2 separate regions of the Homo sapiens genome follow, and region 2 is linked to region 1. Evidence: chromatin loops called from intact Hi-C (ENCODE). Cell type or tissue: psoas muscle. All regions are shown on one strand. Region 1 overlaps OSBP (oxysterol binding protein). Region 2 overlaps PATL1 (PAT1 homolog 1, processing body mRNA decay factor).

What was found. Peaks named below come from ENCODE experiments on the same cell type or tissue, not always from the same donor. Only the 100,000 strongest peaks of a DNase experiment are listed, where the experiment ranks them.
Region 2: a loop joins it to region 1, with 3 times the contacts of the local background. A loop is called at or near these places in 28 of 110 quality-filtered maps.

The regions. Positions count from the first base shown.
Region 1 is chr11:59,595,309-59,599,308 of GRCh38, reverse strand. All of the region lies in intron 7 of OSBP (oxysterol binding protein), which reads left to right. Among named protein-coding and RNA genes, the nearest start is that of MIR3162, 2.2 kb to the right of the region's middle. In psoas muscle, no CTCF peak of the experiment used is centred here; no DNase peak of the experiment used is centred here; H3K27ac peaks cover 562 bases.
Region 2 is chr11:59,650,547-59,654,546 of GRCh38, reverse strand. It overlaps PATL1 (PAT1 homolog 1, processing body mRNA decay factor), which reads left to right. Exons shown (of 19, transcript NM_152716.3): 9 at 475-564; 10 at 1,529-1,709; 11 at 1,960-2,083; 12 at 2,906-3,003; 13 at 3,734-3,793. Among named protein-coding and RNA genes, the nearest start is that of PATL1, 16 kb to the left of the region's middle. In psoas muscle, no CTCF peak of the experiment used is centred here; no DNase peak of the experiment used is centred here; H3K27ac peaks cover 418 bases.

The DNA of each region.
Region 1 (4,000 bases):
AATTCAGTTGTTAACATCCATGACATTTTATAGGAGCACAATGATACTCTTTCATTTACGTATCATCTGCAGCTGCTTTCATCCTATAACAGCAGTGTTAAGTGGTTGTGACAAAGACCATATGGCCCTCAAAGCCTAAATATTTGCTATCCAGCCCTTTGCAGAAAAAGTTGTCAACCTCTGCCTTAAACAAATGTTGGCTTAACTCATTATGTTCAAGCCCAGAAGTAGGTGGTCCAGGGCTAGTGCCATACTCTATGGTGTCAGAGCCAGGCTTCTTTCTGTCCTGGGGCTCTGCTGCCTTTGGCCTCAGTCCTCAGGCCCAAAGTGGCTGCTCCAGCTTGAGTCATCAGAGCCTTATTCCAGCTAGCCGGAAAATGGAAAAAGAGGAAAGGCTGTACCATTTAAGGGTGCATCCTGGCTGGGTGCGGTGGCTCATGCGTGTAATCCCAGCACTTTGGGAGGCCAAGGCACGTGCATCACTTGAGGTCAGGAGTTCAAGACCAGCCTGGGCAAAATGGTGAAACCCTGTCTCTACTAAAAATACAAAAGTTAAACGGGTGTGGTGGTGCACACCTCTAGTCCCAGATACTCGGGAGGGTGATGCAGGAGAATTGCTTGAACCCAGGAGGCAGAGGTTGCAGTGAGCTGAGATCGCACCACTATACTCCAGCCTGGGTGACAGAGCTAGACTCTGTCTCAAAAAACCAAGAAGATACTTCCTGGAAGTTGCATAAATCACTATCACTTAAATCTGTGTGGCTAAAACTTAGCTATATGGCCACAGTTAGCTGGAGAGAAGGCTAGAAATGAAGACTTCTGTTCTGGATGGCATGGCCTTGTGAAAAATTAAGGGTTCTACCAGTTGTAGAAGAATGGAAGAATGGATGGTGGGGATGGGCGAGTGGCTACAGGTTTTGTCCACAGCCAGCTACTAAGCCTACAAAAATACAGAAGGCATTCTCCCTACCCTCTTGAAGCTATGGACCAATGTGTGGTTTCTGCCTCTTCATAGACTGCGTTCCTTGTGATCAGGGGCTACGTCTTGATGGTGTTTATAACCTTGATGCTTAGCCCTGTGCCTGGCATGTATAAATCATTTAGCAAATGTCGAAGTAATTAACTGGGTCTTGGAAAACAAATAGGTTTATGTACAAATATGTAGAATTTTTGTTAGAGAAGTGTTGGGCTGGGTGCAACGCAACACTTGGGAGACTGAGGCAGGAGGACTGCTTGAGTCCAAGACTTCAAGACCAGTCTGGGCAACGTGGGGAGACCCTGTCTCTAAAATAATAAAAAATTCGGCTGGGCACAGTGGCTCATGCCTGTAATCCTAGCGCTTTGGGAGACCAAGATGGGTGGATTGTCTGAGCTCAGGAGTTCGAGACCAGCCTAGGCAACATGGTGAAACCCTGTCTCTACTAAAATAGAAAAAATTAGTGGGGCATGGTGGCACGAGCCTGTAGCCCCAGCTACTCAGGATGCTGAGGCATGAGAATGGCTTGAACCCTGGAGGCAGAGGTTGTAGTGAGTCGAGATGGTGCCACTACATTCCAGCCTTGACAACAAGCGAGACTGTCTCTCAAAACAAAATAGTAATAAGTTAGCCAGCATGGTTATGTGTGCCTGTAGTCCCAACTACTTGGGAGGCTAAGGTGGGAGGATCACTTGAGACCGGGAGGTTGAGGCTGCAGTGAGCCATGATCTCACCACTGCACTCCAGCCTGGGTGAGAGCAAGACCCTGTCTCAAAAGAAAAAAAGGTTGACCTTCAGATAAGAAAAGGCCATGAGTAGCCTTAGGATAAACCTAAAATAATAATTAGTTTATTGGGGGCTTGAAAAGAAACCCCACTTGTCTGGAGTATTAGGTGCCTTGAAGGGAGTAGTGGGAAAGTGGACTGGAAAGGCATGTCATTGCAGTCTCAGGAATGTAGTTCCTGCTTAGAAACAGCTTCTGGTGCCATGCGCGGTGGCCCACACCTGTAAAAAAATCCCAGCACTTTGGGAGGCTGAGGCAGGCGGATCACTTGAGGTCAGGAGTTCGAGACCAGCCTGGCCAACATCTCTCTAAAAATATAAAAATTAGCCGGGCATGTTGGCGCGCGTCTGTAATCCTAGCTGCTTGGGAGGCTGAGGCAGGAGAATTGCTTGAATCTGGGAGGCGGAGATTGCAGTGAGCCAAGATTGTGCCACTGCACTCCAGCCTGGGCAACAGAGTGAGACTCCATCTCAAAAAAAAGAAAGAAATAGCTTCTGGGTCTAGGTGACTTCTCTGTCCTCCTTTACCATTAGTTCCTTATTGATCTTGCCTTTAAGAATGTACAGTCCTGTACCTGTTTGCCCGCAGATCAAGTCCTCACCCTTCCCCTACTCTAGGCTGTAACACAGGAAAACTAATCCCTCTAGGAAGTGTTTTTTCAGGCTTCCGTGGCTACTGGAGTCTGGCTGGGCTTCACTAATGCAAGATACCAGTAGGAGGTTATAGCCGTGGGAAGTCTCTCCCTCTATGCCCTCTTGAGTGGTGCTCTGGCGCACCTACGTGGCTCTAGTTTTCACTGGAGAGGCCTCCCCTGCCTTGATGTTTTACATTCTCCTGATCCTCCTCTCTTGGACCCCCACCTCTAGGCTGTAGTAATACTGCTGCTTCTCCCCATCTCTCCACCCTACCAATGGTTATGGCTTCCTGTTGCTGCTAATCTCTGGGTTGTCTTTTTTTTTTTTGGGTGCCTAATTTTTCATCAGCTGTATAGCTCCCTGCTTCCTTCTACTTTAAATACTCAGACTCATTTCTTTCCCTGTTTGGCTTTTGAGTAATAAAATGACCATTATAAGAAGCTTGGCACTTTTGGAGAAACTGGTTGTTGATGGGCAAGGCTGTGTGTGTGTGAAAAGCAGTGATAGCAATGTGCTGATTCTAGTCCCATGCACTGCTGGTATGTCTAGTACCACCAGTGGAGTACACTGCCTGTCCCCAGTTTTCCTCAAAATGTATGGAAATGTTACTTCGTATTGTCTAAATTCTGCCACGGACAGATTTTATTGGGTGTAGTTAATAAGTGCCCTCTTTAAAAAGAATCGAGGATTATGGCTTTTGCAGCGCGCCACCCCTCAGTGTGCATTTGTGTCATCATACTGCTTGTCTTTCAGTGTAGGGAAGAGGGCTCTGGGGTATGGCACACTGTTTTGGTGGGTCCTATTTCTCAAAGGATGAGTGTTGTTGGCTCTGTGGCTCTGTGTTCACTGGAAAATGTTCACAGAGAAACATTTGGGATATTTCTCAGAGAAAAAGCAGGCTCTAGTTTATGAATTTTATTTATTTATTTATTTATTTATTTATTTATTTATTTATTTATTTATTTATTTTTAGACAGAGTCTCGCTCTGTTGCCCAGGCTGGAGTGCAGTGGCATGATCTTGGCTCACTGCAACTTCTGCTTCCTGGGCTCAAGCCATCATCCCACCTCAGCCTCCCAAGTAACTGAGACTACAGGTGCACGCCACCACACCGTGCTAATTTTTGTGTTTTTTTTTTATAGAGATGGTGTTTTGCCATGTTTCCCAGGCTGGTCTCAAACTGCTGAGCACAAGCAATCCGCTTGCCTCAGCCTCTCAAAGTGCTAGGATTGTAAGCATGAGCCACCACACGTGGCCAAGTTTATTACTTTTAAAAATGTATGAATGTATAGAAACAAACTGAAAATGTTAATAGTGGTGATCTCATTTCAAGAAAATTTTTTCCTTGATACTTTGTTTTCAAAGTTTTTTACAGTTAAAAATTATACGATATTAATTTCATGATTGAGCGGGCGGTGGGGGGATAGCAAATATTAGGGTAATATGTAGCTCAGAGATTGGTGGGTAGAAGGGTGAACAAAAATGCCAAAAGAGATGGAACATCAGAAAGAAAAGTGTTGTGTTTTTTTTGTTTGTTTAAGTAAAGCGTTGCTTAAGGCCAGAACCATTCACTAAAAGGGAATTTTTTCTTTCTTCTTTTGTTCTC
Region 2 (4,000 bases), 55 kb before region 1:
TATCTTTTGCTTCTAAAAGGTCTCCTTAGAATAGACTCTTTTTTTTTTTTTTTTTTTAATGTTTTTGAGACAGAGTCTCACTCTGTCTCGCAGGCTGGAGTGCAGTGACCCACACGATCTCGGCTCACTGCAACCTCTGCCTCCCAGGCTCAAGCGATTCCACTGCCTCAGCCTCCCAAGTAGCTGGGACTACAGGCGCCTGCTACCATGCCCAGCTAATTTTTGTATTTTTAGGAGAGACAGGGTTTCACCATGTTGGCCAGGCTGGTCTCGAACTCCTGACCTCAAGTGTTCCACCTGCCTTGGCCTCCCAAAGTGCTAGGATTACAGGCGTGAGTCACCGCACCCATCCCGAATAGACTTTTGTAGTCCCTTAAGTTAACCTGTATGAAGTTATCCTCTACTGACAACATTCTTTAAAATTTCAAGTCATCAGGATGACCAAACTGAGAACCTCTTTTCCGTTTTTCTTAGATCTCAGGCCCCAATGTTTAGACCGGACACAACTCACCTCCATCCACAGCACCGTCGACTCTTGCATCAGAGACAGCAACAGAATAGAAGGTAAGTACTCATCCGATTCCTTTATGGCTTCTTAATTCAGCTTTTAATTTTAACAGTGTAACAACATGCTATTTAGTTGTTTTGTTTTTTTTAGTAAGTTTACTTCATATCCATAAACCTGGATGTATTATCAACATGTAAATATGAAAAGCATAATATTGAGTAAAGAAGCAAGGAACAGAATTATATGTACCATTTATGTAAAACTAAAAGGCACACGGAATAATACTGTGTAATATTTAAAGACAGACACACAAGTAATAAACGTAGAAAAACATTTCAGGGAGGATACATCCATACCAAGGGCATAATAGTGGTTCCTCTATGAAGGAAGAGAAGCTGGAAACTGGGTCTAGAGGGGTACAACAGGGCCTCTGTCAGTGTAGCACTGTGTTATTTTAATATTACTTTAAAATATTTGAAGCAAATTCAACCAAATACATTTTTTTCTATTGGGTCTTGGTGATGGGTAAATGGATATTTATGATAGTATTTGCTGGGCTTTTTCTCTGCATTTGAAATATTTCGTGATTTTTAATGAGTTAAAACAATTTATGTAGACTTCAGAGCTAAATCGCCTGTGTTAAAATCCCTTAGTCCACCACTAGATGTATGGCTTTGGACAAATTACTTGATCTCTCTTGGCATCGATTTGTTGTCTTAAGTGGGGAAGAGAAAACTACCTACCTCACAGAGTTATTCTAGAGCTTATACAAAAGTCCATAGGTGAATATGCTTAGCATATGGTAAGGTACTCAGGTCTTAGTTTTATTTCTTCATTATTTATTACATAGCTCTTTCCTCTTAAATTCTATTAAGACTTAGTTCTTTTTCACTCCCCTTTTAAGAAAAGCAAACGGGAATCTTTAAAAAAAAAAAAAAAAACTGGCCTGGTTTATTCCTCTGTTGTTAAAAAGCGTAATTAATTTGCCCACATGGAATGAATGTGGTGTATGTTTTTCAGTCAGCATCGGAATCTCAATGGTGCGGGAGATAGAGGAAGTCACCGGAGCAGTCATCAAGATCATCTCCGAAAGGATCCATATGCCAATCTCATGTTGCAGCGGGAAAAGGATTGGGTCTCTAAAATCCAGATGATGCAACTGCAAAGCACTGATCCCTACCTGGATGATTTTTATTACCAGGTAAATACTCTGTGCTAGTTTTGAGGATAATAGTTTGGTCCCCTACACTGGTGAGGGTATTCATTTAAATATTGGTACAATTAAATATTTGTAAAATTTTCTTTTGAGGTACTTAGCATCTTGCACTATTCACTATCAGTATATTTCTAGAGCTGAACTTGTGTTACTGTCACTGGCATAAATTATTTGATGGTAAACAACAGTCGTGTTCTGTGCTTGTGTTACAACTGAAATCATCTTCTCGTGGTAGAATTACTTTGAAAAACTGGAGAAACTGTCAGCTGCTGAAGAAATACAAGGTGATGGCCCTAAGAAGGAGCGCACCAAGCTTATCACCCCTCAGGTGGCCAAACTGGAGCACGCCTATAAGCCAGGTAAGGTCCTCATAAGAAAAATGCCCATAATAAAAGAAATTTGAGAAGCTGCTGATGTGATTAAATATAGACAAGTGTATATGTGGAAGGATATGCAAAGATGTTTCAAAGTGATTTTAAAAGTACCATTGTTCTTAATAAATGCAAAAATCAGCCTTTATTCACGTCTGGACTGAACGCTTTGACATGTGCCTTTTTAGGTCCTTTTCTACTTGAGATTTCATGATTTTTTAAATGTGTTATAATTTTCAGTACCCCTAAAATAAATAAGGGGGAAATACTTCAGATTTTTATTGTGATAATTATTGTAACAGAGAGAAAGGATAGATTTTGATAAGGGGTTGCTTTAAATAATACATTGATTTTTTGTCTTTTTTTTTTTTTTTTTTTTTTTTTTTTGAGAAAGAGCCTTACTCTGTTGTCCAGGCTGGAGTGCATTGGTGCCATCTCAGCTCGCTGCAACCTCCACCTCCTGGGCTCAAGCGATTCTCATGTCTCACCCTCCTGAGTAGCTGGGATTACAGGCGTGTGCCACCACATCCAGCTAATTTTTGTATTTTTAGTAGAGACGGGGTTTCGCTATGTTGGCCAGGCTGGTCTCGGACTCCTGGCCTCAAGTGATCTACCCCCCTCGGCCTCCCAAAGTGCTGAGATAACAGGTGTGAGTTACCACACCCGGCCTAAATGATACATTGAGTTTTGCAGTAAGTTATTAGACTATGAGTAAGGGACAGAGGAAAGTAAAAATCTTCTTTGAACACTGCCTGCCTGCATTGCTGACTTTTTATTTTGTTGGAATTTTTTTTTTTTTTGTCTTTGCAGTGCAATTTGAGGGCTCTTTGGGAAAGCTTACCGTTTCTAGTGTGAATAATCCCCGAAAAATGATTGATGCTGTTGTGACATCTCGGAGTGAGGATGATGTAAGTGTCAACACAATTGTCTGTTTAAGAACGTCTGATTTGTGACCACTTCTTTTGGGGTCACCATGGAATGAGATCAGGCATGGTAGAGTTGTTTGTAGTCTAACCCGGGGCCTCCCACCTCGTCATGCATTCTAGTTTTCCACAGATGTGCTGCAGTATTAACACCTTCATTTCTAAGGCAGCCAGGCAGGGACTAGGGTGGCAGGAGTCTTTGGATTGGGTAGCTCTGGCTGCAAACAGCATGTATTTACTCCAGTTTGATGTTAAAAAAATTATCATTTTCTATGTGTTTTAAGATTTTCAGGAAGAGGATCAGAAAGAATAATTATGGGGCACTAGGCTTAGTACCTGGGTGATGAAAGAATTTGTACAACCCCCATGACATAAGTTTACCTATGTAACAAACACATGTACCCTATAACCTGCACGTGTACCATTGAACCTAAAATTAACGTTTAAGAAAAAAAAAAGATTTTCATATTTCATATGATTTCCTTATCCTCTACTAAGGTTGCCCTTTGCCTATCTGTGAATGGAATTTAATAGTTTGTGGATTGATTCAGTCAACTTTGACCTTTGTTCATACTAGGGTTGTTTTAGATTATTAACTTTCAGAGAATCAATTATCTTCTCAAAGTATTGTCACAAATGAACCTACAAATGCGCACTTGGTAAATTATTTTAACAGAGATAAAGAATTTGCATTGAATAGTCTTCTCTTTTTTAGGAGACAAAAGAAAAACAAGTTCGAGACAAGAGGAGAAAAACCCTTGTTATAATTGAGAAAGTAAGTTTAGAATTTGTTGCTGTAGTTAGTTTCAAATACGGAACTGTCAAATGTATGTATATACTAGAACTGAAACAGTGAGCAATCAGTCAATGTTCTTTGGTTTTAATTCATGAATATATTGCTGGTAAGTGACTATTGTGTACCACATAACTTTGGAAAGGATTATGGTATGTTTCACCTATTGGCATCATGGAAAGAACACTG